Regions from separate parts of the Homo sapiens genome. Here region 2 is linked to region 1. The links are chromatin contacts, found by Hi-C or POLR2A ChIA-PET in ENCODE. All regions are on one chromosome and are shown on one strand. Each heading gives the region's core, a stretch centred on a gene start or an enhancer-like site at or near the end of the contact. The rest is flanking DNA. Distances are from core to core; before and after follow the strand shown.

Region 1 (3,845 bases), core at 841-3,340:
TGTGGACACCGGGCAGGGCAGGGGCCTGAGTCAGCCTCTAGTGCATCTCTGCCAACCTGGCTTCCCAGACCCATGTTGGCAGCCTGTGCCAGGGCCCCCAGCTAAGGATCCTCCCAGCAATGGTATGGCCCTCAGCAGGCCTCTGCCTCACAGCTCAGAGCTGGGCCAGGGCCGCAGACTGGCGGGAGGCTTGCTCGGTCTCCAGGGTCCCTTAGGGGAGCAGCTCCCAGTATGGACTCCCCAGGCATGGAGGGCATACGAGTGATGTGGTGGTGGGGGGTGGATTCAGCAATGATTTCAGGCTCCTTGTGACTCTAAACAGAATCACCTGGAGGATGTGTGTATGTGTATGGATCGGAGGGGTCGTCAGCCAGCACTTCCCATGCCCACCCTTGCCTTGGGATATGACTCAGGCAAATGCCACGCCAGGCATCTGCAAGCAAGTCCTGCTCCCACCCTGGGGAATGAGGAGGGGCTCCTCCAGCCCCACCCCCACCCTCACCCTTGGCCCTGCTCCTCAGGTCCTAAACTGGAAGGAAGAAATTTTTGAGAAAGGAGGCCATCTCCCATGGCCTGGGCTCAGCCCTCCCACTGCCCAGAGACCTTCGCATCTCCAGCGTCCTCAGGAGCAAGGTACTGGCTGGTAAAGAAATCAGGAGCTTGAGATTCCAGTCCTGGCCATGCCACCAGGGGAATCACCTGCTCATTCTGGGCCTCAGTTTCCTGATTGGCAAAATAGGAATATTGTGCTAAAGGGGCACAAGGTGTTGCTGGCAGCTCAACAAGTGGTCTGGGCAAGCAGAGAACAGAAAGTGTTGGGAGTTGGGGCTAGAGAAGGTGTCAGGGCTAAGTTGACATTTGCACGGAGCTTTGAAGAGTGGGAGAATCTCTGATGAGGGCCTTGCGGCGGGGAAATGGTGTTCTAGGCAGAGGGGATAAATACCCTGAGCGAAGGCCAGCAGGTGCAGTGGTGACTGGGAAACCTAGCTCAGCAGCCTGTAGGATGAGGCCACGGACTGCCCAACCTCTCGGCTAGCCTCGCCCTTCTGAGCTCATGTGATGATCTGATTAGCATCTGACTCCTGACTAGTCTATGCAGTAGGGGACCTCATTTGTTTCAGTTGCTGCTCTCACTGTAGAGCCCTGGACAGTGCCTGGTGCGTCAGAGGTGCTCAATAAATATCCAGGAACTGATTGAGAAGCATCTCCCCAAACACTGTGAACTTTAGACAAGTGCTTGTTCCAACAACCGCAGTAAGAACCTCCCACAGACTCTAAAACAATGGTTTGCAAGGTGTGGTCTCTCGTGCATCACCTGGGAGCTGGTTAGAAATGCAAAGTCTGGGGCCCCAACCCAGACCTGCCGAATCAGAAACTCTGGAGTTGGGGTCCAGCAATGTTAACAAGCTCTAGGGGATGATTCTGCTCTGCGTCAAACTTTGAGAACTGGAGCTCTAAAACTATGACCACAGGCACCATGAAGAACATGTTTGCGGATGGAGGAGCGAGAATTGTGGCAAAGCCTAGCCTAGAACCCAGGTATTCTTGACCCATTCTTTTTCCCCAGCTCAGTCCAGGGCACAAAGAAGAGCAGAGTTCGATCATCCTCCCTGTCAGAGTCCTGGAACGGAGACTTGGGAACGTCAGGAGTCTACAAACAGAGGGCGGGGCAGTCCTCTCCGGAGTAGAAGGCGGGGCCAGTGCCCTGAGCCCCGCCCCATCCCGTTGCCCCGGGAAACCCCGGGTTGTAACAATAACCGGTGACGCGCTTCTGGGAGGGATCCTGTCGAGCCCATGGGCAGGACAGTCCAGCCGCGGACCAATGGGAGTGTTAGGGCTCCGCCCCCTAGCCCCCCCGCCTCCGCGCCGAGCAGGGGGCGGGGTCGCGCCAGCCGCTCCGCCCCTGCTCCGTAGGCGGCGCTGTTGCTTGCAGGGGCTGCGGCGGGGTCGCCCCGAGCTGGGAGCTCAGCGCCCGGTCTCCCAGCCCGCGGGCGGGGCACCTGGGCTGGCTGAGGATTCCGCGGCCGCAGGCGAAACGCCCCGCCCCCTCCCGCGTCGGGCCCGCCCCCTCCCCGTCCCCCGCCCATCCCGAGGTGCAGCCGGCGCTGAGCGCGGCAGGCGCGGGAGCTGGCGCTGGAGCCGGAGCGGCGGCGGCGGCAGCATTCACCGGGCGGCGGCGGCGCGGGCTCCGGCACCGGCTCGGGCTCCGGCATGGTGCAATCCGGCCTCGTCCCGGGAGAGCAGGGCCCGTGCGCAGGGCCGGCGCCCGGGGAGCGGCGGCAGCGGCGGTGGCGGTGGTGGCTGCAGGCGCAGGCAGGCGGCAGGTGCTAGAAGCGGGGCTGGGCGAGGTGTGTGCCCGCTGGGCTCCCGGGCCGCCGCCCCCTCACTGCCCAGGTCTTTCCCTCCCTTCGTGCTCCCCAGCGCGTCCAGCCCCCTGCCTCCGCGCCTCGGCCCATGGCGCCCCGCGGCTGAGACAGCGCCGCCAGGGACCCCTCCCGCGGGCCTCCCCGGGGCGTGCAGATCCCGGAGCCGCCCGCCCACCCTCCGCGAAGCCTCCCTCCCCTCCTCGCCCGAGCCGGGCGGGACCATGGCTGCGAAGCTGCGAGCGCATCAGGTGGACGTGGACCCGGACTTCGCGCCGCAGAGCCGGCCGCGCTCGTGTACCTGGCCCCTGCCGCAGCCTGACTTGGCCGGCGACGAGGACGGAGCGCTGGGCGCAGGGGTGGCCGAGGGCGCCGAGGACTGCGGGCCGGAGCGCCGGGCTACGGCCCCGGCGATGGCCCCAGCGCCGCCCCTGGGCGCGGAGGTCGGACCGCTGCGGAAAGCGAAGAGCTCTCGGCGGAACGCGTGGGGGAACCTGTCCTACGCCGACCTCATCACCAAAGCCATCGAGAGCGCCCCGGACAAGCGGCTCACGCTCTCGCAGATCTACGACTGGATGGTCCGTTACGTGCCCTACTTCAAGGATAAAGGCGACAGCAACAGCTCGGCCGGCTGGAAGGTGGGGGCGTCCGGCTGGGGAGGGGGCTGGGGACGCCGACTGGGGCTTCCAGGGGCTGCTAGGTGTGTTGGGCTCCAGGAGGGCCGTCAGAAGGAGGGCTTTTTGGCACCCCCCGGGGTCACAGAGTGTGCGCCCAGGGCGTGGGGCCGGCCAGCGGACGGGCGGGGGCGTACTGGGAGCAGCTGTGTGCGTGCTCCCTTGCGGGGAGGGATGCGGGGTGGGAGGTCTGGTAGGGTGACAAGGGACTGCCGCTTTGAGGCGTCCCCGAGGCACGTCCCCACCCTGTCCTTGGGGGCATAGCAGAGGAACCCATTCCCAGGCCGCGGACATTGGGGAGCCTCCCCCTCCTCCCCCAAGTCTGCTTTGTGTGACTCTTGTTTTACCCTTTCCACCAGGGCACCCTTCTTAGAGCGCTGGAATAATGACTTGGGGCCAATGCCGGCTTTCCCTCCCAAATCTCTATCATTGCGCTTCCTGGAGCTGTCCCCAGGGTGAGGAGTGTGACCATGGGCCCACAGTTCTTCTTGTGGTGCCAGAGTTCACCCTAGGGCACCAACCAGCCTGGAGTGGGGAACTCGGCAGGTGACCTGAGATCTGAGTTCTCCATGGGGTGGCTGCTGCCCCCCTTACCTAGATCAGGATGGGGGTCACTGGTGATGGCCCCTGCTGGTGTGAGGACAGGGTGTTGAGAGCTGGGGATCTGTCCATACCCACCCAGGATGCTTTTTTCCACTTCCCTAGCTGTCGGAGCCCAGATCCATTTAGGGGCTGGGGGAGGGGCAGGGTACCCCAGGGAGGCCTCAGTGCCAGCCAGTGGAAAGGGGGGAGCCACCTTAGGAGGGGA
Region 2 (3,845 bases), core at 609-3,108, 700 kb before region 1:
AAGTACTTGGCACAGGGGTTGCTCATGAGTTCAGCAGTTAGCTGCTGAGCCCTCCTGAGTGCCAGGCACTGTGCTGCGCAGCTCAAATCCACCATTTCACTCACTCCTTCCTGCTACCCACATAGCAGCTGGGTTTGTTTTACTGAAAGAGTCTCAGAGAGGGGAAGTGATTTCCTCAATATCACACAGCCAGAAAGTGGCAGAGCTTGGGTTTGAAGCCAAGTTTAACCAACTCTGGGCTTCATACCCTGCAAAGGGTCGGATAAGTGTAGAACCCCAGGGCTGGAAGTCCCTAAGCAAGGCAGTCAGGAACAGAAGGCAGGGAAGGGGTCTGTGGGCCCTAAACAAACAACAAAGGGCATGGTGCTTGGTTTAAGCACAGGGCACATGGGTCACCTCCCCAGCACATCCCTGCCAACCCACCCACCCCGCCTCCCAACCAAGAATGCCCCATTAGGCTACCCACATGCCCCCAGGGACAGTTGGCAGCTGCCTGATTACAGACTAATTGGTGGCTGGCAGCAACTATGGTGGGGTGGGGGAGATGGCTCATTAACCCCTTGTTGACCAGGCCCAATCCTCCTCCCATGACTTCAGGCCCCAAACCCAAGGAACCCAGACTTAAGAAGTCATCATGGATAGAGGACAGGACCAAAGGAGCAGCAGCCTTCTTCCCTACATCCTGATAACACCCCTGGGGCTAGGGTTGGACACATATTCACCCAGGTGTCCAAGCCCTGAAGGACCACATTGAAACAGGCCCCAAGTGGCAGTGCCAGCCAATGCCCCCTGTTCTCCAGCCTTGATATGCCATTGCCCACCCCATTCCAGGATCCTTCCTGAGCCTTCAGGACCAGGACACTGAAGAAACCCACTCCTCAGGGCTGAGTTGTCCAGAGGTGATGGGGACATGGAGTCCAGGTACCCAGGCGGCCAGTCAGGGAAGAGCTCCTCCCTATGAATGAGAGCATGCCCAAGTTGCCCATCAAGGGTCCTGCCAAGCCTCCCTGAACCCTGGGCTCTGCACCATGCTGCTGACCAACTGCATTCCCAGCTTCCCAAAGCCCCCTCTTCCCACCCCAGGGCTGGAGTAAGCAGCACTCCTTTTCTTTTATGGGGTGGAGGGGGTCCTCTGGACACCACAACGGTGTCACGTTGAGGAAAAAGTGGCTGCTTCTCAACCAGGGCACAGGCAGAAGGGAGAAAAGCAGGCTGCCTTCCAGCTCCCTTTCCAGGAGGGATTTTAAGCACTTTCCAAAAATGCCATGCCAGGCAATGCTGTTGAAGACCAGGGCCCCAGGAGCTCTGAGCATCAGCAAAGAACTCAAGACTCTGGGCCCCCTTCCCCATTTTCCAGGCTTCCCCAAACACCCCACGTCCCTCTCTCATCCCTTAGTCCCCTCCCCAGAGCCCTCTCACACCCTGTGTTCATCCCCCCACCCCCGCCCCTGCACACTCACATACCTACGTTGCGCTTCATGGCCAGAGCCCCCCTCCCCCCGTGGTCCTCCAGACCTCTGCAGCCCCCTCCCCACGTCCACTCCCAGGCGAGCAAGGCCTGCTGACTTACCCGGAGGTGGGGCCGGGGTCCAGACAGGGAGGGGGCCTCCACAGGCCGAGGCGGCTCCGCAAGGCGGGGCAGGTGCTGCCCCGGGACCCCGCCCCGCGAACCCGGCAGTAGGCGCGGCCCGGCCCCAGGCTGGCGCGGACTCCGAGTGGATAGGCACGCGGGGCGGGGAGGGGCGGCGAGGGAGGCTCACGGGGGCATCGCCCGCCACCACGGGGGCAGCTCCGCTCCGCCCGCCTGCGCTGCCGGCTCCGCAGCAGCCACCGTTTTCAGTCGCCGCCGGGTGCAAAGCCCAAGCTTGGGCCGGCGGGAGGCGAAGGGGAGGCGGGGCCTGCCGGGGGCGGGGCCGCGTGGATGGGCGGGGCCAGTGGGCCGGACCTTGGTGGTGGGCGGGGCCTAGGGGAATCCGGGGAGTTTGGCTTGCCGGGTTGTGGTTGGGGGACCTACATTAATGAGGCTTCCAAGAAGCGGGGTCTGGGGAAGCCTCATTCCTCTCCGTGTCCCTAGGACTCTCTTGCCTCCTGCCCGGCCTCCCCTCTCCACCACCTACCCTATCTGTTCTTTCTCATCCTTCCTTTTCTTTGGGGCACCTCCCAGGACCTCACAGGCACCACGGCGCCCCCTGCCCTGCCCTGCCCTGAAGCAGTTCCAGGAACGTCAGATGGTAAGAGAAGAAACGACTTACAAACGTCAAGTCCATTTTACAGATGGAAAATCTGAAGCTCAGATAGGAGAAAAGACTTGCCCAAGTGCCTGGTATGAAGAGAAAGACTTTATAATGTCCCTTTCAGACAGAAGGAAGTAGAGTGGCCGGCCCTGAAGCCCAAGTTAACCTGCTTCCCCTGCGCTCTCTACTTCTAGAGCAATGGTTTTAAACTTGGGGCGATTTTGCCCCCCAGGGAACATTCGACCATGTCTGGAGACATTTTTGGTTTTCCCAACGAGGAGGTTGCTACTGGCGTCTCATGAGAAGAGACCAGGGATGCTGCTACACGCCTTCAATGCACAGGACAGCCCCTGCGCCAGAGAATTGTCAGGCCCGAAATGTCAGCAGGTTTCTGAGGTTGAGAAACTCTGTTCTAGGGCCTGGCATCTGCCTATATAAACTTCCAAATAGACTCCTGGAGTCCTGGGTTCTTCTGCAGCCCGGGAGGATACTGTATGAAGTCTTTCCTAGGGTCGTGCCTGCCCCAACTTGTATATTTAACCTTGCTTAGGACTGGTCAGTTCCACTCTTGGGCTCCAGTGTTTTGAATTCCACCCACTGACAGAGAGGACAGAATAATTAATATTTGCTGGAGGCATGTAAAACCAGTAGTCTCCCTGCTGAGGGCATGAATTAAAATGTAAATGGGAGCTGGGTGCGGTGGCTCATGCCTGTACCAGTGTTTTGGGAGGCCAAGGTGGGTGGATTGCTTGAGGCTGGGAGTTCGAGATCAACCTGGCCAACATGGTGAAACCCCATCTCTACTAAAAATACAAAAATTAGCCAGGTGTGGTGGCACACAACTATAGTCCCAGCTACTCGGGAGGCTGAGGTACGAGAATCACTTGAACCCAGGAGGCGGAGGTTGCAGTGAGCCGAGGTCGCACCACTGCACTCCAGCCTGAGTGACAGGGGGAACTCTGTCTCAAAAAAAAGTAAATGGGGAGTGGGAAGGTGGGGAGAAAAAGGAAAATTATTGGGATTAAAGGATCCTCCTGGGGATTGCTAGGAGGCATAGTCATCCTACGCCTTCCCTTCTCACCTGGTCTGTGAGAAGCATAAACTGAGGCCCTACAATGTGAAAAGCCTCAAAGTGCGTTCCATAGCTGGTCAGAGGTGGAGCTGGGGCTCCTGATTATATTTACATATTAATTAAAGCTTTGTTATCAGCTATTCTACCTCAGGCCTAGGCCTGGACTAGGGCCTGGGTGGTAGAATGGGTTACTCTGGAGCAGCAAGGGGGACTAGATTAGGGGAGGTGGGATGGAGGCCAGGGCAGGACCTGGAACGAGGGTGGAGGTGAGGGGTGGGAGCACAGAGAGGAATCAGGCTTCCTGTGTGCTCCTCCCTGGCCCCTTTCACAGAGACAGGTAAACCAGGGGTTCCCTTTGCACATCTGATGAAAACTTAGCACTATCTCTCTGGAGATGTGCAATGTATATTTTGCATATAATTTCAGTATCTTCAAAGTTCTATATTGGTTACCAGAAGGACTGGATGGGAGGTGGGTGGAGAGGGGGTTGATTCTTAAGTGTATATAGAAGAATAAACATACAGGAATAAAAAGTCCAG

The links. A loop is a pair of places that touch in the nucleus more often than their neighbours do. ChIA-PET counts read pairs that join two places held with the same protein, here RNA polymerase II (POLR2A). Pooled maps may share reads with other maps.
Region 2: a map of CD8-positive, alpha-beta T cell shows a loop between it and region 1 (16-fold over the local background). The contact joins the promoter of RIMS3 here to the promoter of FOXO6 in region 1. A Hi-C loop is called at or near these places in 2 of 168 maps with a recorded cell type or tissue (CD4-positive, alpha-beta T cell and CD8-positive, alpha-beta T cell) and 5 of 50 pooled maps. POLR2A ChIA-PET finds 5 or more read pairs at or near these places in 1 of 52 experiments (OCI-LY7).

The regions. Positions count from the first base shown.
Region 1 is chr1:41,359,344-41,363,188 of GRCh38, forward strand. FOXO6 (forkhead box O6) reads left to right here and starts at 2,091. Exons shown (of 3, transcript NM_001291281.3): 1 at 2,091-3,001. The coding sequence starts at 2,588. RefSeq lists enhancers at 1,497-1,566, 1,634-1,928 and silencers at 1,727-2,386, 2,587-2,806.
Region 2 is chr1:40,663,824-40,667,668 of GRCh38, forward strand. RIMS3 (regulating synaptic membrane exocytosis 3) reads right to left here and starts at 1,859. Exons shown (of 8, transcript NM_014747.3): 1 at 1,571-1,859. LOC105378675 (a long non-coding RNA gene) reads left to right here. Exons shown (of 2, transcript XR_947238.3): 2 at 2,165-3,845. RefSeq lists an enhancer at 1-127 and a silencer at 1,575-2,004.